3 separate regions of the Homo sapiens genome follow, and regions 1 and 2 are each linked to region 3. Evidence: chromatin loops called from intact Hi-C (ENCODE). Cell type or tissue: heart right ventricle. All regions are shown on one strand.

Evidence for each region. Peaks named below come from ENCODE experiments on the same cell type or tissue, not always from the same donor. Only the 100,000 strongest peaks of a DNase experiment are listed, where the experiment ranks them.
Region 1: a loop joins it to region 3, with 3 times the contacts of the local background. A loop is called at or near these places in 10 of 110 quality-filtered maps.
Region 2: a loop joins it to region 3, with 2.6 times the contacts of the local background. A loop is called at or near these places in 37 of 110 quality-filtered maps.

The regions. Positions count from the first base shown.
Region 1 is chr5:96,610,831-96,618,830 of GRCh38, forward strand. All of the region lies in intron 4 of LOC101929710 (a long non-coding RNA gene), which reads left to right. It also overlaps a transcript of CAST not described here. Among named protein-coding and RNA genes, the nearest start is that of CAST, 48 kb to the right of the region's middle. In heart right ventricle, CTCF peaks have their summits at 3,365 (motif pointing right) and 3,570; a DNase peak (open chromatin) is centred at 3,422; H3K4me3 peaks cover 404 bases; H3K27ac peaks cover 1,787 bases.
Region 2 is chr5:97,000,035-97,008,034 of GRCh38, forward strand. LNPEP (leucyl and cystinyl aminopeptidase) reads left to right here. Exons shown (of 18, transcript NM_005575.3): 9 at 3,381-3,512; 10 at 6,039-6,199; 11 at 6,393-6,481. Among named protein-coding and RNA genes, the nearest start is that of LNPEP, 68 kb to the left of the region's middle. In heart right ventricle, no CTCF peak of the experiment used is centred here; no DNase peak of the experiment used is centred here.
Region 3 is chr5:97,139,292-97,147,291 of GRCh38, forward strand. It overlaps LIX1 (limb and CNS expressed 1), which reads right to left and starts at 3,320. Exons shown (of 6, transcript NM_153234.5): 1 at 3,204-3,320. The coding sequence starts at 3,285. RefSeq lists an enhancer at 3,267-3,336. In heart right ventricle, a CTCF peak has its summit at 3,551; a DNase peak (open chromatin) is centred at 3,411.

The sequences.
Region 1 (8,000 bases), 530 kb before region 3:
CAAAATCAATGTACAAAAATCTGTAGCTTTTATGCACTCCAGGACATTCAAGCTGAGAACCAAATTAAGAACATAATCCCATTTACAATAGCCACACACATACACACACACACGCACAGTTAGGAATGCGTCTAACCGTGGAGGGGAAAGATGTCTGCAAAGAGCATTACAAAACAGTGACGGAAGAAATCATAAATGACACAAACATGGGAAAACATTCCATGCTCTAAATGTCCATACTGCCCAAAGCAATTAACAGATTTAACACAATTCCTATCAAATTACCAACATTATTTTTTCATGGAATTAGAAAAAACAATCTTAAAATTCATATGGAACCAACAGAGTCATAATAACCAAGGTAATCCTAAACAAAAAGAACAAAGACTACAGTAACCAAAACAGCATGGTACTGGTGCAAAAATAGACACATAGACCCATGTAACAGAATGCAGAACCCAGAAACAGAGCCACTCATCTACAAACAACTGATCTTTAACAAAAGGTGACAAAAATAAACAATGGATAAAGGACACCCTGTTCGACAAATGGTGCTGGGAAAACTGGTTAGCCATGTGCAGAAGAATAAAACTGGACCCCTACCTCTCACCATATACAAAAATTAACTCAAGATGGATTAAAGGCTTAAATGTAAGACCTCAAACTATTAAAATACTACAAGAAAGCCTACAAAAAATGTCTTCTGGATATGGGCCTAGGGAAAGAATTTATGCTTTTAAGACCTCAAAAGCAAATGTAATAAAATTAAAAATTGAAACCTAATTAAACCAAATACTTTCTGCACAGCAAAAGAAGCTATCAACAGAGTAAGGAGACAGCCTACAAAATGGGAGAAGATATTTACAAACTATACATCTGACAAAGGACTAATATTCAGAATCTATACTTAACTTAAATCAACAAGAAAAAACCCATTAAAAATTGGGCATAGGATATGAACAGACACTTCTCAAAAAAAGACATACAAGCAGCCAACAAGCATATGGAAAAATGCTCGACAACACTAATAATCAGGGAAATGCAAGTCAAAAACCGCATGAGACACCATCTCACACCAATCACATAGCTATTATTAAAACGTCAAAAAATAACAGATGTTGGTGAGGATGCAGAGAAAAGGGAACACCTATACACTGTCGATGGAAATGTAAATTTGTTCAGCCACTGTGGAGAGCAGTTTGGAGTTTCCTTGAAGAACTAAAAATAGCACTACAATTTGACCCAGGAATCCCATTACCATGTGTCTATCCGAAGGAAAAGAAATAGTTCTACTAAAGCTATTCCTGTACTTGTATGTTCATGGCAGCACTATTCACAATAGCAAAGTCATGGTGCCCACTAATGGTGGCTTAGATGAAGAATATGAGATACTTAGACACTATGGAATACCATTCAGCCTTAAAAAGGAATGAAATCATGTCCTTTGCAGCAACATGGATGCAGCAGGAGGACATTATCCTAAATGAATTAACACAGAAACAGAAAGTCAAATACCACATATTCTCATTATAAGTGAGAGCTAAACATTGCATGCATGTGGGCATAAGATGGGAACAATAACACTAAGGACTCCAAAACAGGGAGGGAGGAAAGAGAGCAAGAGTTGAAAAACTACTTACTGGGTACTATGTTCACTCTCTGGGTGTTGGGTTCAATAGAAGCCCAAACCTCAGCATTTCACAATATATCCACGTAACAAACCTGCATACATACCCGCTGAATCTAAAATTTGAAGAAAATAAAACAAAAACAGAGAAATCTGCACTTGTACCGGTTTAAAGAAATAAATACGTTTTAATCTAATCAAATATATCAAATCTTTTACTTTATAATTTTGGTTTACTGGATTTTGTTAATATGCTCTTTCTTACACTGAGATTATGCAAAAATTCTTCTGCATTTTCCTCAAACTTATTTTAGTTTTGCTTTAGATGTTTAGATCTCTTATCAACGGGGTAACAATTTATCTTTGTGTATGATATAAACAAGAAGTCTAAATAAATATACACACATATATACATACATACACACATATATACATGTGTAAATACACAGTACATGTAATTTTTCTCTGTGGGTAACCAATTAATGTTTATCAGTTAGCCCATGCATGTTCTATTGATTTGTAATGCCACTGCTTCATGTATCCAATTTCCAAATATGTATGAGTCTCTTTCTGAACTCTCTATTCTGTTCCACTGGCAAGTCATCCATCACTGTGCCAATAGCACACTGCCTGAACTACTATAGTTTTATAATAAGTCTTGATATCTGGTAGAGTGACCCTCTCCATCTTCTTCTCTTTCAGAATTTTCTATTCCTAGCTGTTTTCTTCCATTCAAATTTTGAAATAAGCTTGTCAAGTTCAGCAATAAAAATCCAGTTGAGGTTATAATTTGAATTGCATTAGAATAGATGGATTTGAAGATGAATGACAGTTTTCTTCTTATCCTTGAACATGGTTTCATCTCTCCTTTCATTTAAGTATTCTCGAAGGTCTTTCAATGAAATTTCATACTTTTTTCATATTTGCACATCCTTTGTTAGATTTAATACTAGGTACTTCAGATTTTGTAATACTACTATTTGTGCTATCTGTATTTTCTGTTTAAGTCTTCACAACCCTATGAGTTAGATATTTTCACGTTCATTTTCTAGCTAAGGAAACTAAGGTCCAGAAAGATTAAGTAACTCACCATGTTATCAGTAGTCAGTGATGGGGACGGGATGCAAAACAAGTTCTATCTGACCCCAAATTCTGTGTTCTTAACCTCCAATCCATACTCTGTCTTCTGATGATTGTCTTTAAAGCATTTTTAAATGAAACAACTTAAGGGTATTCAAAGGCACAAAACAACAACAACAATAGTAACTACCTATCTCCCTGGAGAAAACGTTAAGTACCTCAAACTTTATTCTCTATACAAATAACCTGGGACTTCTATTACAATGTACATCTTAATCCTGTAGGTCTGGGGTGGAGCCTGCAAATATTTAGGTATTCCCAAATGTCTTTCAATGAAATTTTATACTTTTTAAAATAATTGCACATCTTTTGTTAGATTTAATACTGGGTGCCTTATACTGTTTTTTAAATTGTTGTTCATTTATCTGCATTGTGAGGCTGGGTATCCTCACAGCCCTATGAGTTAGATGTTTTATGTCTATTTTGTAATGAAGGAATCTAAGGTATAAAGTAACTAACAATATATCATCAGCAGTAAGTGACCAGGTAATACAAATGCTGCCGGTCCAAGGAACCCCTTCCAGAACCACCACTAACTCTACAGCATTTTCTGGTGAGGAACCCTTTAATTAACATGATTAAAGGTGAGAACTCCACCAGATGGCAGCAGAAGCTCATCATTTTGTCTCAAATGATTCCATTTCCCTCTGGATGGAGTGTTAGCTGTTGGCAAATGCCTGACTCGTTAGGTTATTGCGGTGAAGTGAATCAGAATCAGGGCCTTTCACTCCTGATGCTGTGTGCAATCTTACCTACTACAGCGCCTCAGTGTTGACAAGGGATTTTCAGCAAAAGCATCCAGCCGGGACATGCCCACGAGCTTCTCCCAAAAACCTTATGGCAGGAGGCTTATAAATGAGAATGAAAACTGTTTTCCATGGGTTGCTTTTTCATCACAGTGAGTTCAATTTAGGTACTTAACCAAGAAAAGGAAACATGATTTGAAATGTTTGGCAGGGGATTAGAAGAGGAAATGATTCATTCACTGTGGGGAACGGGAAGCTATTCAGGCAGATAAACCTGAAACAGAGTCCAAAGATTCAGAGGAAATCCAAGAATAATGCCAGGGACCCACCTCCATCCAAAGCCTAGGCCCAGCCTCTCCCCAGGGGTGCCAGATTACCCCTCTTCCTCAGTGCTTTTTTTCTTTTTAAAAACTGAATATATATATATAGTTGAATTATGAAAAGGATCCATCATCTTGTACTGCTCCCACCCTAAGCTTGGTAAAATGAGGCACCTGTCACTAAGAAGGCTAATGAGTTCATTATATTCTCTTGCCTTTTAGTTACTTAAAAGCAATAATTTGGGCACTGGGGAGGCCCTCAGCGCTGCCTTGAGTGAGCTGTGAGTAGGCTTTAGCCTAGTATAGGCAGCCCCCAAATTTCAATAGTTCAACTTAAGATTTTTGAACTTTACGATGGTGCAGAAATCATATGCATTCAGTAGAAGCTGTACTTGGAGTACCCATACAGCAATTCAATTCTGTTTTTCAATTTCAGTACAATATTCAATACATTACATGAGATATTCAGCACTTTATTATAAAACAGGCTTTGTGTTAGATGATTTGCCCAACCACAGGCTATTGTAATTGTTGGAGCATATTTAAGGTAAGCTAGGCTAAACTATGATGTTCAGCAGCTTTGGTGTATTAAGTGCATTTTTGACTTACAATATTTTCTATTTCCAGTAAGTTTATCCCATCGTAAGCCAAAGAGCAGCTGTACAGGATGGCATTTGGCAGTCCCTAGGCAGGTCTCACTTCCTCCTCTCCCCTTACTCTGCCATAACCATCTCTCCCATTGACTCAGTCAGCACTGTCTGTGCTGCTGCACAGGGCTGTCTCCCAGAGTGTGTTCACATAGTCCAGTCTATCAGATTGCTTTGCTAATGTGCCAATGGCAACAGGGAGAATGAAACAGACAAGGATTCTGTGGGCTGTCCTTGGCTGAGACGCACATTGAGGGAGAATTCAACCTGCTCCACCACGCCAGGCCCCAGGGAAGGAGGCCAGGGAGCCTAAGAGGGGTCAGGTGGAGGTGTATGGTAGTGAGTAGGGAATCAGGAGATTATCAGCCGTCCTATTATTTAATGGTTCTTGCTTCAAGCATTTGCTGGGAAAGAGGGGTCCCGAGAACAGGTCCATGCCACTGAGACTCAGTGACTTATACTAGGGCAAGTGTAAATGTTCTGGTATTAGGGTTCTCTTGACAACCAGAACTAATAGGGTAAATATATATTAGAGTTTATTAAGGAGTATTAACTCACATGGTCACAAGGTCCTACAATCGGCCATCTGCAAGCTGAGGAGCAAGGAAGCCAGTCTGAGTCCCAAAACTGAAGAACTGGGAGTCCAATGTTCAAGGGCAGGAAGGATCCAGCACAGGAGAAAGATGTAGGCTAGGAGGCTAGGCCAGTCTAGTCTTTTCACGTTTTTCTGCCTGTTTTATATTCTGGCCATGCCGGCAGCTGATTAGATGGTGTTCGTGTTCACCCAGATTAAGGGTGGGTCTGTCTTTCCGAGCCCACTGACTCAAACGTTAATCTTCTTTGGCAACACCCTCACAGATACACCCAGGATCGATACTTTGCATCCTTCAATCCAATCAAGTTGACACTCAGTATTAACCATCACAGTTTACATCTCAGGCTCCAAGTGTTAAATCTTCATCCATAGCTCTAGAAGATGTTCATCTAAGCATGGAAGTGATGCTCTGTAGGGCAGTGTCCTAAGGGAGCCCCTCCCTTAACCCTTCTCCAGCCTGTGAGGTCCTACTGAAGAGTCAGAGACAGAAAGCAACCAAGTAGGTTCCTCCTGACAAGAAGCTTCTAGAAGTCAGGAATTCCAGCCTCATGTATGGCCACCATCCACTTTAGTGCCTGGGACATTGATGTGGCACAGACTGTATTGCTAATTAACTTGCATGTATCATCACACTCCATCCTCACCAAGATTCTCTGAGGTAGGCACTGGTACCATCTTCACTTTACAGGGAAGAGAACAGCAGCTTAGCAGGTCAGGGTACTTCTCCAAAATCATGTGGCTACAGGATGTGGAGTTGGGGTATGAACTTAAAACTGAGGTCCAGGGTCCAATGTGTGGCCTCTTAGACACCAAGCGCTCGCTCGCTCTCTCTCTCTCTCTATATATATACACACACACACACACACACACACACACACACACACACACACATATACATATACATATACACCAGAAATAAGACACCAAGCATCTTGACCACTGGCCAAGATTATCAAAAAAATTTTTGGTAGTGGGTTTTGGACCCCAGGACTCTTTTCTCTGAGTCCGAAGCCTCTGGTTCTCTCATGGCAGGGCAGGGCATGGTGCCCTGGAGCTTTCAGCCGCACTTCCCTGTTGCTGCCTTGACCACACCTTTCTTATGGCTCTGTCTTAATCCGTTGACACATCAAGGCCATTGCTTGAATCATAGGCTAACACACTGGGACAGGTTGCTACTGTGAATCACTTTATAAAATAAAGACACCTTTTATTTAAAAATTCCCAAGTTGATTTTTTGTTAATTCTCCACCAGTGATTTTCAACTATCTCTAAATCACTGACTGCTCTGAGAATGTAGTAAAAGCTACAGACTCTTGCCCTATAAAAGAGCACACACACACACAACAGGGCACACAACTTTAGGTAGGGTTCATTTATCCCCCCAAGTCCTATCTAGAAACCTCAGGCTAGGAACCCCCAACAAAAATGGCGATTATTTGGGTATATTCAAATTGGAAAACACCTACAAAATGCCATTGTCATCATTTACTAAAGGACAAGCTAAAAAAAGAAAGGGACAGAGCTTGGACATTATTCACCTGAAGTTTGTATATTTTAATCTTTATGCAGGCATCAATAATATTGCTTTTAAAACTCTTAGGAGGCCGGGCACGGTGGCTCATGCCTGTAATCCCGGCACTTTGGGAGGCCAAGGCGGGCGAATCACAAGGTCAGGAGATCGAGACCATCCTGGCTAACACAGTGAAACCCCGTCTCTACTAAAAATACAAAAAAAAATTAGCCAGGCATGGTGGTGGGTGCCAGTAGTCCCAGCTACTCGAGAGGCTGAGGCAGGATAATGGCGTGAACCCGGGAGGCGGAGCTTGCATTGAGCCAAGATCACACCACTGCACTCCAGCCTGGGCAACAGAGCAAAATTCCATCTAAAAAAAAAAAAAAAAAAAAAAAAAAAAAAAAAAAAAAACACTCTTAGGAGAAAGGATTTTACTAGGAAGATGTAGAGGTTATTCTAATTTTTTAAGCAGTTCTATCTGGTGTCTTAAGGAGGGAGGAGGATTTGGAGATTACTTCAGCTGGAAGGAATAGCATTTGCCTAGCTGGACAGGAACCAGGGGTCTGTCCCACATAGGACAAGGCTCTGCTCTCCACACAGGACAAGGATCTTCTAGGGGTGTTAACTGAGGGGGGCCAGTGGCAGGAGCTTGGCTTAGAATGGGAAAACAGATCAGAGACTTTAGCTCCATCCACGCAGTCCTACAGGGCTAACTCCAGGGCCCACTTGCAGAGAGGAGAACAGATTTTCAGGCAGAAGGTAAATGTTGAGCATCTTAGGATATTCTTGAGAGTCCTTTGCCCTCCTGGGAGATCTATCTGAGCTCTGTGCTTCTTGGCTTAAAGATAATGTAACAGAGCTTTGCAGTCAGGCTAGGGTGAAAAGCCATCCTGGTTTGCCTGGTATTCTCCTGGTCTTAGTGAGATGTGACAACGTGCTAGCAGCCCTTGCTTGCTCTCAGCACCTCCTCGGCCTCGGTGTCCACTCTGGCCATGCTTGAGGAGCCCTTCAGCCTGCCACTGCACTGTGGGAGCCCCTCTCTGGGCTGGCTGAGGCTGGAGCCAGCACCCTCAGCTTGCAGGGAGGTGTGGAGGGAGACGCACGGGTGGGAACCGGGGCTGCGCATGGCGCTCGCGAGCTAGCGCAAGTTCCAGGTGGTTGCGGGCTTGGCAGGCCTCGCATTCGGGGCAGCGGGCTGGCCCCAGGCAGTGAGGGGCTTAGCACCTGGGCCAGCAGCTGTGGAGGGTGCGCTGGGTCCCCCAGCAGTGCCGGCTCACTGACGCCACCCTCAAATAGCTCGCATTCTTGCCGGGCCTCAGCTGCCTCCCTGCAGGGCAGGGCTCGGGACCTGCAGTCCACCATGCCCGAGCCTCCCCCACCCCGTGGGCTCCCGGGGGACCTGAGCCTCCCCG
Region 2 (8,000 bases), 140 kb before region 3:
CAGGGGACAAGGTGGACTTTGTCTCTTTTGTGAAGTTTCCATTTCAGGGGTCAAAGGTAGAGACTGACTGTATACAAATGAATGAATAAGTAGGTATTGTGTTAAGTAATAAGTGCTAATATGAAAATAAAGCATGATAAGGGAAATGAGAATGACAAAGGAAATGGTGTTTATAATATAATGTGGTTGAGAAGCCCTCCTGTATGGTGACATTTGAACACCATCTAAGGCATGAGGAATGTGGTTTTCTTGGGGAAGAATATTCCAGGTAGAAGAAATAACCAATGTATAGTGCTTGTGTGCAGAAAAGAATTAATATAGGAGGCCTGAGACTGCTATTCTTTGAAAGACCTGCTTGCAAGGTTGGCCCTTGGGTGGCATGTGGGAACTTGGGTTTTGGGAAATTTCCCACTATTGCATAAGAGTGGCTCACTGTGCCTAAACAATGTAGTTTATGCTGAAAATGTGATTTCCTTCTGGGTGTCTGGAGTTTTGGTATGTGCTAGGCAGAAGGTACCTTCGTGACTAGCCCACAGTAAACAGCCTGGGTGCTGAATCTCTGATGATCATCCGTGGTAGATGGCATTTCACACATGCTGTCACAACTTTCTGGAGGAATTAAGTGCATCCTGCATGATTCACTGGGAGAGGACTTGGAAGTTTGTGCCTGGTTTCCTCTGGACTTTGTCCCATGCATCTTTTTTCTTAGCTGATTTTACTTCATATCTTTTCACCGTAATAAATCATAGCAGTGAGTATGACTATATGCTGAGTTCTGTGAATCCTTCTAGTGCATCATCAAACCTGGAACTGGTCTTGGGGACCCCCACATGAGATATGAGATTGAGAGAGATACGAGATTGAGATAAAAGGTTGCTTTGCATGTTCAAGCACCAGCAAGGATCCAGTGTTATCTGAAGTAGAGTAAGCAGAGGAGAAAGTAGTAGATGAAGTTAGAGGGACTGTAAGAGGCCAGATTATTATAGGGTCTGCTAAGCCATAGTAAGGACCTTGATTTTATTCTAAGTGAAACGAAAAGCAATTTGATCAGGAAAGTACCGTGATATGGCTTATTTTGTAAAAGATCACTCTAGTCTTCAACAGTACATGGAGTAAAGAGGACTAGTTAGGAAGTTATTGTAATAGATGGGTGGCGAGATAATGGTAGCCTGGACAAGGGTGGAAGTTGTGAAGGTGATGGAGGTACAACTGGACTTGGAGTGTGTTTTAAAGATTGATCCAGTAGAATTTGTTCATGGATTAGATATGAAATACGAGAGAGGGGTCAGGGTAACTTTAAGATTTTTACCTGAACAACTGGAAAAATGGAGTTGCCATTTGCTGAAATGGAGAAGACTGCTTTAGAAGTAGGTTTAGGGAAAGAAGGGGGAAGAAACTTCCATTTCTAAGTGACTATGAGATATGGATTAGATATCCAAATGGAGATACCACACAGGCAGTTGGATATGGGTCTGAAATTCAAGGGGGAAGAAGTCTGATTAGATATATAAATCAGGGGATCATTTGGAAACCTTGGAGTTGGGAGATCAACTAGGAAGGAAATTTAGATAGAGAAAAGGGGTCCAAAGATCAGATGCAAGGACACACTTTCTTCATTGGAAGATGAGGAGGATTCAGTAGACGAGACCGAGAAGGATGGCCAGTGAATAGGGAGAGAATCAAGAGTAGTGTCTTGCAGCTCTCAAGGAGGAGCAGGTGATCAGTTATATCAAATGCTATCAATAGGTTGATAAGATGAGCCTGAGAATTCACATTTGTATGGCACCAGGAAGTTTACCAGTGACCTTGATAAAAATACTTCCGGCCGGGCATGGTAGCTCACGCCTGTAATCCCAGCACTTTGGGAGGCCAAGGTGGGTGGATCACCTGAGGTCAGCAGTTCAAGAACAGTCTGTCCAACATGGTGAAACCCCGTCTCTACTAAAAATACAAAAATTAGCTGGGCGTGGTGGTGGTGCCTGTAATCCCAGCTACTCAGGAGGCTGAAGCAGGAGAATCGCTTGAACCCAGGAGGCGGAGGTTGTAGTGAGTGGAGGTCGCACCACTGCACTCCAGCCTGGGTGACAAGAGTGAGACTTCATCTCAAAATAAATAAATAAATAAATAAATACTTACAGTAGAGTGATGATTAGAAGATGGCTCAAGAGAAAATGGAAAGAGAGCAAATGGAGATGGCAAATTGAGGACAACTCTTTTGAGGAGTTTTACTACAATGGGGGAACAAAAAAACAGCACGGTAACGAGTTGGTAACGAGGAGGGTGAAGTTAGGGAAAGGTAGAGAGTCTTTTATTTGTTTAAAATTAGGAATGTTACATCGTTTTTGTTTTGTTAATGGGCATGTTACAGTATGAAGGGAAAAGTTGGTGATGCAGAAGAGAAAGGACTGTTGGGGACAACAGTGAGTACTTAAATTTATAGAACAAGTAATAGCTATGAAGTGTGATACAGAAATGAGAGTAATAGGTAATAATTTAGTTATGTGTACAATAATCTTGACATTACTACATTTTTATCAAAAGTGAAATTCATTCAAAAACTACTAGAGTGCCTACTATGTAGTGGGCATTGTTTTTGTCATTGGAGTTGAGTTTTCACTTTTTCCTCTCAGCTTACTGCATAGATGAGGAAATAAATGTGTAACAGATACAGGATGCCATATAAATTGTATTGAAGATGGAGAAATGTGATTTCTATTTCAAACCGGGAAGGTCTTCACAGAGGAGGTGGTGCTTATTTCAGGATTGCGAATGATGACAAGCACATCAATGGATATAGTGTGGCCTTAATATTATGCTCCCTGCCCTATACATTTGTTAGTTCCAAGCATTTGAAGTGACTCTGCAGGAAGAAGAGAGATTCTGGTTACTTCACAACACAATATACTAAAATAAGAAATTAATGACCTACCTAGCAGGGAGACTTTTGAGAGCCTTGTCAATTTATTGTGTCTCCAGCACACAATAAATTCAATGGGTGATTTAAGCACTGGGGATGGAGGTGTAGGTGCCACAGAAAATTTGGCATGTTTTTCTATTAAAATGTTTTTATAAATACTTAGCTTTTCAACACTAACATTGAAACAGTGAGTATACCAATAGACCACACAGAATGACTCATGGTTAGAATAGTGCACATGGGAATCTACTCATTAATTCTTTTTCAAATCCTTTAAAATAATTTTAAGACAGTTGAACACAGTCCACATCTATATGAGACTAAGTAGCAGTATATTATAACTAAGTTCTACATATGAAAGTAAATTTTTAGAATGACTGTAGTTTGAATTTTAGATTCCCAATTCGATAATCTATAGTATTCTATTATTTTCTTTCTTTTTCCTCACTTTTTTTTTTAATAGGGATCTTCTCTCTTGTTGATGTTGAAAACTTACCTTAGTGAAGATGTGTTTCAACATGCTGTTGTCCTTTACCTGCATAATCACAGCTATGCATCTATTCAAAGTGATGATCTGTGGGATAGTTTTAATGAGGTAAGTGACCTGGGTAATTTATTTAGCTCTTACTGTAAAAAGAGAGGAGTTCGTCTATTTATACTTTTTAGCATGTGTGTAAGTTAATCTGTGGTACAAAGCATAGTTATTTAAGAAAGGGGGGGATGGAGCTTGCTATATAAATATTTATGAATGGAGCACTAAATTTTATGTCAAGAAATGGGAGTGCTGTTCTTAGTTGTTGGAAAAGACGTGTGTGGGCTTGGGTAGCCAGTTGTTTTTTTTTTTCCTGTACCTTAACTTCTATTCCTATTTTGTAGGAAAGTTGTCTTCTCCGTATTAATGAATATTACTATATTTTCATTATTTGACTTTTTTTCCAGAAATCTCTTTTCCTATCCTTACCCTTTTAGTTTTTCTGCCTCTTTTGAATGATTCTGTACTCTGCTCTATGAATCTCTTGCCTTTGTGACTGTTCCTCCAGAGTAGATGATACATCACAAGCTGACTGCATATTATCCTTGGATGATTTTGCTGTTGGAATTTTGTCATTCCTGGAAATATTCTAGCAAGCAGTGTAATTATGTAGAAGTTACACTTCAAAGCAGCACATGAACCCGGGCTGCTTCATGCATGTATACTGACTGCAAAACCCTTATAAGCATTTGTGTTTGTTACCCTGATTTAGATTGATGGGTCATAATACTTTGAAAGATCACAGATTTGACTGAGCGTGGTGGCTCACGCCTGTAATCCCAGCACTTTGGGAGGCCAAGGCAGGCAGATCATGAGATCAGGAGTTCGAGACCAGCCTGGCCAATATGGTGAAACCCCGTCTCCACTAAAAATACAAAAATTAGCCAACGTGGTGGCACATGCCTGTAGTCTCAGCTACTTGGGAGACTGAGGCAGGAGAATCATTTGAATCTGGTAAGCAGAGGTTGCAGTGAGCCGAGACTGTACCACTGCACTCCAGCCTGGGTGACAGAGCCAGACTCTGTCTCAAAAAAAAAAAAAAAGAAAGAAAGATCACAGACTTATTTGGAAATTTGATGAAAGTTCTGGCCATATTACTCAGAAAAACCACATATGTGCAGAACATCACACACAGTTTCAAAGTTTTATTGACTCTAGGTTAGGAACCCCTGCTCTGGATCTTTCTCATACACTCTTTACTGCTTCTTTGCCTCATCTGAATCCTGATACTTTCTAGCTGTTAGTCTTTTGCCCAGAAGATATACCTTCCCTACTCTCTGAATTCTCTTTGAGAACTTATTACCTAACAGTTGTTCCCAAATCATTGTTTTTTTCCTCTGATCATATAGTAGTATTTCAATTGAAAGCCACATTGTTTACTTTATACTTACTGTCTTAATCTGTTGGCATTTAGAACATATTTCTGCCTTTCTCATTGACTGCAACTTTTGCATCATGGTGTTTTTCCATCCCAAACTAGTTCCTAACATTATCCTCAGGTTTTTCAGCACCCACATCAAATTATGCATTGGCCTCTTCACTTCAATACTGCTTCGACACCCAAAAGCACCTTGGTTTTAGGCAAGCTTATTTTCTTCTAATCCTCTGGTTCAGAAATAAATAGGTCAGAGCCATGATAAATACAAGTTTAATTAAAATGGGAAGATTTGCTCCATCCTTTTGTGCTTTAAATAAATGGGCATATGGTGATTGAGGTGAGGCCTGCCATAGTAGAGTGATTTTATCAATTTAGGTACATCATGACTTTGTTGCTTACAATTCAAATTCATATATAATCTAGAAAAATAATTTGAATCCTGAGTTTAACCCACCTGCTTTAAAGAGACTGTTGTTCAAAAATTGCTTCTTAGTTATTGATACTAGATGTCTTAGGGGCTTTGGGCCTTAGAGGGTCTGCAAAGCTCTGACACTAGGTTCTAGATTTTATAGATAACTTCATATATTTTCTGGGAAAGAAGGGCTGTGACCACTAAAGTAGTTTACCACTGTTTTCTAGAAAGACTTAAGGCAACTGACCTGTTCATATGTCACTCTTCTGCTGCCGCTGCTCCCTGGCACTCCCACAGTATTAGGTCCTAAGAGACTATCATTGTGGAGGTGGAGGGTAGGAGCATAAAGAGAAACCCAGACTCAGGTGCTTCACAGGATTGAGTAGCAGTGTTTCTGATTCTAGACTGTATATCATTATTCATATCTTGTAGATGTTAGTATTGTGATTTGAAAGAATACTTATACCTTCTTAGGGATTTTAACTTGATGAATTTAGGGATTTTAATGAATTCTTAGTTGGTTGATATATGTGCCACTTCTCAACCTAGTGCCTCCCTCACTCCCTTAGCTATCACTTAGCTCTGTTCCAGGTTACATTCCTTTTAGCAGTTGCTCATTTACCTAGATTAGAAGTGTAAACTCAACATTCATGTTTCTTTTTTATATTAACATTAAATGTAGTCTTTATAGATGGTAGGAAAAGAGGGAAGGGTACAGATAAATTAAAATGTAAAATTTTTTAAACCAATTTTTATTTTTAAGGAAAAAGTTTTATATATATATATATATATTTTGTAGGTCACAAACCAAACACTAGATGTAAAGAGAATGATGAAAACCTGGACCCTGCAGAAAGGATTTCCTTTAGTGACTGTTCAAAAGAAAGGAAAGGAACTTTTTATACAACAAGAGAGATTCTTTTTAAATATGAAGCCTGAAATTCAGCCTTCAGATACAAGGTACATGCCCTCTTTCTTTTCATGCCATCTCTTTTGCACTCTCAGGTGGAAATATTTTTAAGTGTTTTATAATCATAAGTTCTTGTGAAACCTAACAAGATTATCCCTTCCTAGGAATAGCTTAACCTTCCTACCAAATTAAAAAAAAAAAAAAATCATATGTAACTAATTTTCCAATGTTTTCTCTTTACAGCTACCTGTGGCATATTCCACTATCCTATGTCACTGAAGGAAGAAATTATTCAAAATATCAATCGGTATCATTACTGGATAAGAAATCAGGTTTGACTATAATGACAGTTCTGATTGGAAATGGCATAATTTTAAAAATCTGATCAGAGTGCATATATAAGATTACACTTTCCAGTGTGCACACTCTCTGAACTGGTTTTATGAGTTGCATATGCAAGATGTGACTAATGTGAGATTGATTCTGTATATCATGCACAAAACTGGCTTTTAGCCATGTGAAATAAGGTACAAAAATTTGCAGAGAATGTACTGGCATTCCTGAAAGAAAATAGCGAATGCCATGTTTTTATACCCAAGATTAATATTTTGTTACAAAATAAGAGGAGTTTCTTAAAGTATCCTCTGCTATCTACTGTCTAGGGTTGGGCTGAGGCAACTGCATTTTAACAAGATACACCCTAAATGATTTGTGTGTATAATTGAGGTTTATTCATGATTGGATTTAGAGTAAATAGTTATTGCAATATGCCCTGCAGACATAGTATATGTTTTGGGGAACAAGAAAATGGGGCATGAAACTATGATAGGAAGGGGGAGGGGAATAGTAAAATATAAACGTGGTGTATGCTGACCTACAATATAAAAAGCAATTGAAATGTAATTTTGGGCCATTTGTTAAATACCACTATGAATGTCACACCACATATCTTCCTTTTAATTTACATCCTAAAGAAACACAAGGCTCTTGGGTTCTGTAGGACCCGTTAGTGATGCTTTGGATTGAAGAAAAGGGAAAATTTCTCGTTTGAATTTGGATCTGGTGTCAAAGCCTATATTTTTGAGGGGTGAGTGTAGCTTAGTGGTAAGAGAATGAGACTTTAGAGACTGCCGGGTTCAATTCTTAGCAGTACCATTGATCACTTATATGATTTTAGGCGAGTTATGTGAGCCTCATTCCCTCAGCTGTACAAAAGAGATAGTAATTATACTTACTTTATGTAGTTGTGGTGAGGATTAAATGAGTTCATTTATATGAAGCACCTAGAACAATGCCTGGCACATATTATGTGCTGTATTAATGTTAACTATCATTAACGTTATTGAAAAAGTAAATCTTTAATATATCTATATTACATAAAACCTTGAAAATGGAGAGCAAATCTTATTACCCTATCAAAACTATTCTTATGATTATTTGTTTATAGTCATTTTTAATAAATATTTGTACTTAGTCAAAATCATTATGTATATATGATTTCTGTATCTTGCCTTTTTTAACTTAACATATATAGTAATTGACTTAACCTACTTGATTCACCATTTGTTGTTATAAAATATTGCCTTAATTAAATATTTCAAATCTTAAAGGTTTTTCCATTATATGAAATTTTTTAAGGAATGCTTTTCAAAAATGAAGACTGCAGTACCTTTTGTGATTTGGTACATATAACCAAATCGCCCTTTTTATTGTGTAGTTACAGTTGATAATGCCACCTGAAATACATGAATGTGCCAGTTTCATTGCAGTTTTACCATAGTGGAGTGTTAAAGCAGCAACAATCTAATTATTTAAAATCCTAGTGGTAGTTGGTAATGTCATCATATCTTT
Region 3 (8,000 bases):
AGCCTTACTATTAAATGGTTGAAGAAAGAGCTCAAAGATGGCAGATAAATGTATTGTGCTCTTGTAATATGAAGAGTTAACACTCAGATTAGGATCTGAAAGCATAGCTATCTTGAAGTCATGTGGTGATTTCTTTTGAGAAAGTACGCAAGGAATTGTCAAACAGTGGCAAATGAATAGTAAGTTAACACACTTCTTCAAAAGAGTGGACAGGGGCTGCTTTTAGGATAGCTCAGCTTTGGTTGTGATGCATGACACATGAAACGAAATTGGATATTGCACAAAGCCAAGAATGGAAAGCAATATGGAGACAAGCTATACTTTGCAGAGATTCTGCCTGGTAGTGTGGAGACTTCCAGTGCTACTTGTTTTAAAATAGAGACATTTATGCAGGGGAGAACAGTCCAGTGTCAGCTTAGATGAACAAATTTCAAATTGGGAGTCCATCTTATTTAAAACCTCTTTCCATTATTTTTCATATGAAATGTGAAATAGGGAAAAGGAAAAAAGTGTTATGGAATTTATTTCCTTCTAGAAGAGAAAATAAAAAAAGAAACAAATCACAACTATTGCCAGATGAACGCCTTGTATAAAATAAAATGACAGGTTTAATGTATTGCAAAATACCATTTGAAGAGCTTCCTCATCTGAGAAAGCATTTGAATTTTATTTCTTTAAATGAATGTAACTATTCCCATGTGCATCTGTTTCAGACCAGAAAACTCTCTGGGTGCTTTTTCTAACCAACTTGAAGAGAAAATTCAGTTACTATTGCTTGTTTTTAAGCAAATCAAAAGCCAACTGAGGGCAATAAATGAATTGCATGATCATTTACACTCCCTGGATTATGTATAACCAAAGAGTGAAGAGAGAAAAACTGTGTTTGCATTCATGGAAGATAAATTAAGAAAAAATTTAAAAGTGTTTTGTGTGTGCATGTGTGTGTGTTTGTGTGTTTGTGTGTGTTTATTCTTTTGTTCAACTGGGCTGGGTTTTAAAAATTCTTGGATCAGCTTTCATCTTGTAGGAAAGTAAGGTAGCAATTTTTCTTAAGGAATTGGCAGTGATGTGCTCAAGTGCTCAGCTCTTTCCTTCTGGCAGAAAGAGCTTGGAGCAGGTTAGAGTGGAGGAGGAGCCAGCAGTGACTAGGAGGAGAGGGGACTGCTCAGAACCTGCCATTCAAGGCTGGTGGCAGCTTTTTACAGGCTGCCAATAGGAGTGTGGTGGCAGCAACTTATGGGTATGCCAAAGAAAATGGGACCATATGCCAAACTCTGGCGTGTGCAGCACCTACAGCTTGCCAGGGCAATGGCATAGGCTCCAGACAGACTTTTAATGTCCTGTCCCAGAAAGTAAGCAGCCCATTCCCACTTATTCCACGAGATTGGTAAGTGGTTGGATGTTTTAAAGTTAGGAAAACTCCTGGTACAGAAATGTGCCATTTGGCTTACTGTCATTTAGTCATTTTTCAGATTAGAAAAGAAGGGAGAGAATCGGCAGTTTAATATTCACGTCTATTAAGCCATGCAAGCAGTTGCCGAGTAGCAGTCCATTCTAGGGTAAACAGGCAATGCTCTCTGGTCAAATATAGGTTCTATGTTAATGAATGAAATATATAAAACAGGACACTTATTTGTTCTCCCATATAAAAGAAGTCCTGCAAAGTCCTGGATGACAGAACTTAATGTATGCTTTATTGTAATCCTTTTTCTAGTCTATCTTCTTTTCTAAACTGTAAACAATCGCAGCAATTTAGTTCAGCTAAAAAATGAGCTATACAGTTTCACATTTGAACTTATTAAGTTTTCAATGGGCCAGTGAAAAACGTCCCCCCTATTTTTTTTTTAACTGCTTCCCCTATTTAAATGCTCAGCATAAGAACCCTGGTCCTATACAATTTATCCAAAGCTTGGGCAGCCCGAGAGCCCTTTTATCCCTCACTAGTGAATCAGTTCTATTGTAGGAGAGAGACATTCTTTCCTCCCCTTTTCGCTTAAAAAACATAACAAACCTGAATAGACTCCAGGCTAGAGTAGTGGAGAGAGTGATTTTTATTAGATCTAACATAGTTATTGGCAAATGCCTAAAGACAATATTTAAAAAGAGAGCTAGAGAAAGAAAAGGCTTTCACTTTATGCCTTAAAGGACAGATTGGTTACAATTTAACATCTAAGAGGAAAAATTTATAGAATTAAATGGCCTAACATTCCTCTTTCTTCAACATACATATGAGAAATCTAAGCTAAGAGGACATCTGGAATGGAACGTTATTCAGCAATCAGAAAGCAAAAATTCAAACCATTGATGTTTTGATGGAGACAAACACAACTAGATTCACAAAGAGGAAAGCTGCAACCTATTGAAGTTAAAAAAAATTCCATATGCATTTTACCTTTTGGGCAGTTCTATTTCAGAAGCCCTTTGTAATATGAAACCCACTGTAGATAAGATACAACATGAAGATAGTCTGTTTTGCAGCAGCAGGAAATCAAATTGGTTCCAGAAACGAAGTTATATGACAAATGGTTTAATAGTATTGCTAGAATTGGAAATCTTGATTGAATTATTTTTAAATCATTAAAAAAAAGATTTTGAAATAACTTTGCCATGCTGTATAAATTGGTGATGGTGGTAGGGGGTCCACACAGGGAGTGTTGCTGAGGTTAGGAGGCATCTCATTTTATTGGCCTTTTAACTAAAGCATTATAATCTGTTATCAAAATTTAAAAGTTCAGTGGTGATTTACTGTTAATTCTGGTTTGCAACAAATATTTTCAGACAAACACGATACTTGAATTAACATAGCTAATATGTGTTGTGGAGTATTAAACAGGTTAACAAATATTGATATATTCTAGTATCATTTCCAAATTATTTTTAGGTTTAATCTCAACACCAGTCAGCTTTGCTTTACTTAAAAAGCATCAGAAAAAGTTCATTAAGTCTTAGGCAGGTCTTGGATTGTAGAAGAGACTTCTAAGTAGTTAGCAAGATGTATCACTGACAGAATAACCCAGTGCCTAATGCCTGTAGGTGAAATGAAATCGTTCTTCTGGCTGAAGTCAGGAACAAGTTAAAATATCACTTAGAACACAGCATACGACTGCAGAGATTTAGGAGAAATCTTACTTAAATAGGATGTGACTTGACGTTTAGGACTATTTTCTAAAAAGTCAAAAAACTTTTCCCCCTTCAGTACTTACAGTCTTTGAAGACTAGAGCCGGATCTCTGTGAGGCAAGACTTGGGCAATGATGTGTCTCAGAGATTCCAAGGTTCTGTCCATCTTGGGTCTGCCTGTGTGAGCCTCCTGTACAGAGTGTCCTCATGCCTGAATTCTTGCAGTCCTGGGCTGAATTTCTGCAGCTCATTGATGCACTGGATTACCAAGGAATCCCTTTTAACATCTGCCAATCAGACATTTCCCAGAATCTAAAGACCCCTCAGGGGGCCCTCTTCCCAGGCTCACTTATCTTTGTTGTATGCTGAGCTAATTAGCTCGAAAGGCTGGCTGACAGGCGGGTTCCCATTGCTTTCTTCTGTTAAACACACCCACCTACAGGCTAGCTGGGGAAGCTCGCTAAATTATGAAAACAGCTTTCCTCTCCAACCAGATTTTGTCTGAATGCTGTGCAGCTTTCTGACTTGAGTATTTCTTCTGGCCCTCCATCTTCAATTGTGTTGCCCCCAGGAATATGGAATCAGGAAGGTTATTTCTCCAGGAAATTTCCTGAATGACAAGACAGCTTCCAGCTCAGGACTGCCAGCTATATGTTAACAGTATAATCCCTATAAATCTAAATTTTCAGTGTAATTCTTCTTTGGTAAAGGAGTGCTATAAAGATTATGGGGCTGGGTGCAGTTTATCATGCCTGTAATTCCAGCACTTTGGGAGGCTGAGGCGGGCAGATCGCTTGAGCCCAAGAGTTCCAGACCAGCCTGGGCAACATGGCGAAACCCTAACTCTACAAAAAATACAAAAATTAGCTGGGTGTGGTGGTGCATGCCTGTGATCCCAGCTACTTGGAGGGCTAAGGCAGGAGGATGGTTTGAGCCTGGAAAGTCGAGGCTGCAGTGAGCCCAGATTGTGCCACTGCACTCCAGCCTTGGTGACAAAGTAAGACCCTGTCTCAATTTTTTAAAAAAATCTTTCAATAACTACCTTAAGAAACATATATGTATTTTCTCGTCCTGTTTCTTTGTTTTATTTTTCTTTTTAATAGGGTCTCATACTGTCCTCCAGGCTGGAGTGCAGTGGCGTGATCATAACTCACCGCAGCCTTGACTCAAGTGAGGGGCTTGAGCCCTGGACTCAAGCAATCTTCCCATCTCAGCACCCCAAGTAGTTGGGAGGCACACGCCACCACGCCTGGCTAATTTTTAAATTTTCTGTAGAGATGGGGTCTCACTGTGTTGCCCAGGCTGGTCTCAAACTCCTGGGCTCAAGCAATCATCCTGTCTGGGCCCCCAAAGTGCTGCGATTACAGGCGTGAGCCACTGCACCCTGCCCTGAAATTTTTAATAATTATTAAGTGAAAGGAAGTGAATTACATCAGAATTAATTAAAGTCAACCTTGGGAATGATTCACTTTGAAGGGTAAATAGGGAAACAAATGTTCCCAGGCAAGCTGTAAGACAGTCTGTCAGGTTTTACTTGCCCCTGCCCAATAGAAGTGACTAAAATTTGGGAGGGTTGTGGGGGGTAACAAGCCTTGGCTTCCAGAAGAGTGGCTCCTGAATTCAAATGCAAGGCTTAATTTAGTCCCTAGCTGTATCCTTTTTTTTTTTTTTTTTTGAGACAGAGTCTCACTTTGTCATGCAGGCTGGAGTGCAATGGCATGATCCGGGCTCACTGCAGCCTTGACTTCTCAGTCTCAAACGGTCCTCCCACCTTAGGCTTTCTAGTAGCTGGGACCACAGGCCCACGCCACCGCACCTGGCTAATTTGTGTATTTTTAGTAGAGAGGGGGTTTCACCATGTTGCCCAGGGTGGTCTCAAACTCCTGGCCTCAAGTGATCCACCCATCTCGGCCTACCAAAGTGCTAGAATTACAGGCATGAGCCACCATGCCTGGCCTTTAAAGATCTTAAGAAAACAGAAATTCTTTTTCTACCTATTCATGATCTATACTACCTGTAACACTTTGTTAAATAATCTTTCCATAGAAGACATAAATATAAGTCACAGGATTCCTTTTCCATAATAAGGATTTATACCAGATATAAAATAACTAATTTTAGTGGTTGTAACCAATGTTACTTGTTGAAGGAGGTTGTTGAGGATTGTCAAACTTTTATTTAAAATATTTTTCCAGGGTAGCCACAAAGATTGCTTTCCAGTGTTTCTTCCAATTTTCAGATTCCATAACTAGGTTGTATTTTATGATGAACTGAAAGTAGACCTTTAAAGACTGTATAAAAATGAAATACCTTCCATGTGATCAGCTTCTTCAGCTAGTTTGTAGAAGAGCAGGCTTCATAAAAGGAAATAGATGGAACCGAACTAGAATAATAATTCCTATTATACTCACTGTATTAGTTCATGCTGCTAATAAAGACATACCCAAGACTGGGTAATTTATAAAGGAAAGAGGCTTAATTGACACACAGTTCAGCATGGCTGGGGAGGCCTCAGGAAACTTACAATTATGGTGGAAGGGGAGACAAACACATCCTTCTTCACATGGCAGCAGGAAGAAGAAGTGCCAAGCAAAGAGGCAAAACTCCTTATAAAACCATCAGATCTCATGAGAACTTACTCACTATCATGAGAACAGCATGGGGGTAATCACCCCCCTGATTCAATTACCTCCCATCAGGTCCCTCACACCACACGTGGTGATTATGGGAACTACAATTCAAGATGAGATTTGGTTCCAGGTGTGGTGGCTCACACCTGTAATCCCAGCACTTTGGGAGGCCGAGGCAGGCGGGTCACCTGAGGTCAGGAGTTCGAGACCAGTCTGGCCAACATGGTGAAACTCCAGCTCTACTAAAAATACAAAAATCAGCTGGGCGTGGTGGTGCATGCCTGTAATCCCAGCTACTCGGGAGGCTGAGGCAGGAGAATTGCTTGAACCTGGGGAGGCAGAGGTTGCAGTGAGCCGAGATTGTGCTGCTGGACTCCAGCTGGGGCAACAGAGTGAGACTCTGTCTCAAAAAAAAAAAAAAAAAAAGGATGAAATTTGGGTGGGGACGCAGCCAAACCATATCATGACTATCACTTAGCAAATGCCCGCAGGGAGTATATGCCACACAGAACACAGACACAGGGTTGCCCCAGAGTGCAAAGACATTGTATAAGATAAGAACTTGAAAGAAGTGGCCCTTCATGTTAAGACATTTTCTTTAAACAGGGTCCCAAAGTGCACTTTATATGAGCTGTGCCAAATAGGAAATTGTCAATGTCCTTGCTGTCCAGGAGTTTATCATCTAAAACAGAAATTAGATGCTTTGTGGACAAAAAAGCTATTATCCATTGATTGGACACAAAGTATAAATGAAGTACTTTCAATGTGATATTGAATTGAAAACCAAGATATTTAATATCACCACTAGAGAACCAAGAAAAATGATATGGACTTCTCAAAGAAGTAAGCCTGATAATATTAAAAAAAAAAGAAATGTTTGGATTTCAGTCAATAAATGGGCATTTCTATATGCTTAAATATAATTCCAGCAGTATTTAAAAATATTTTGGTTGCATTTTGGTGAAAGCAACACTGAACGTGGGATCATTAAGACCAGGGTTTCATGTTCATTATCTATATAACCTTAAAGAAGCCACTCATTTTTGGGCTCAGAGTCCTCTTCTGTAAAATTAAGGGATTAAGCTGGATGCTCTCTTTCAGTTCTAACATACATTTTTCTATGCCTGTATTACAAATGAGCACAAATATTATCACAGATTTTTTAGCCTTCTGTAAGTTCATATATTTGTTTCCTAAGGGTGCAGTGGTCTTCAAACAAATCACTTCTATTCCCACAGTCAATCTGATTGTTATCCATTCATCAGTATGAGAGACACAAATCAATATGAGGAATTCAAAGATGTTCACTTCTAATATTAATTACAATGAAAGGTAAGAATTTGTTGAGAAAACTAATCTTCTTGCCAAGTGCAGTTGCTCACGCCTGTAATCCCACCACTTTGGGAGGCTGAGGTAGGTGGATAACCTGAGGTCAGGAGTTCGAGACCAGCCTGGCCACATAGCGAAACCCCATCTCTACTAAAAATACAAAAATTAGCTGGGCTTGGTGGCGCATGCCGTAATCCCAGCTACTCAGGAGGCTGAGGCAGGAGAATTGCTTGAACCCAGGAGGCGGAAGTTGCGGTGAGCCGAGATCGCGCCACTGCACTCCAGCCTGGGTGACAAGAGTGAGACACTGTCTCAAAAAAAAAAAAAAAAAAAAAAGAAAGAAAGAAAAAAAGAAAACTAATCTTCAATTTCCATAAGGTTTTTCTTTAAAAAGCAAACTATTGAGCATCTTCATGGAGAGCTCCAAAACAGCTTCATGAAGAGAAGTCCGTATAAATATCATGATTTTTAATGAGTTGTATTTTGAGAAATGAAAAAGGAATTCTAAGAAAGGTGGATTATACAACATTCCAGTTAGATAGCATAGTTTCTTCATTCCTATTAAGCCCAATCCTTCAGCAGAAGTTTTCTTAAAACTTTGTTTATGCATTTCCTTCTTAAATGCCCATAAAGACTTTTTACCTTAAAATGCTATTGTAAGATAGTCTAGAAAAACAACTATTTCTTACTATTCTTTATTTGATGTAAGAAGCATCTGATAGAGATGGAAGAACCTGAGAAACCCCTGAATAGTGTGTCTATTTTAGCACAAATTCTAAAGTTCACATTAGATTTCAGTGTAAACCTCAACCATCTGTTGGCATATACCAAAAACAAAAGTATTCAAACAAAGTAAAACCAAAATGATGTTTTTACAAATCTTGTCAGAGTGTACTAATCAGAGGATGAGAAATGACATACA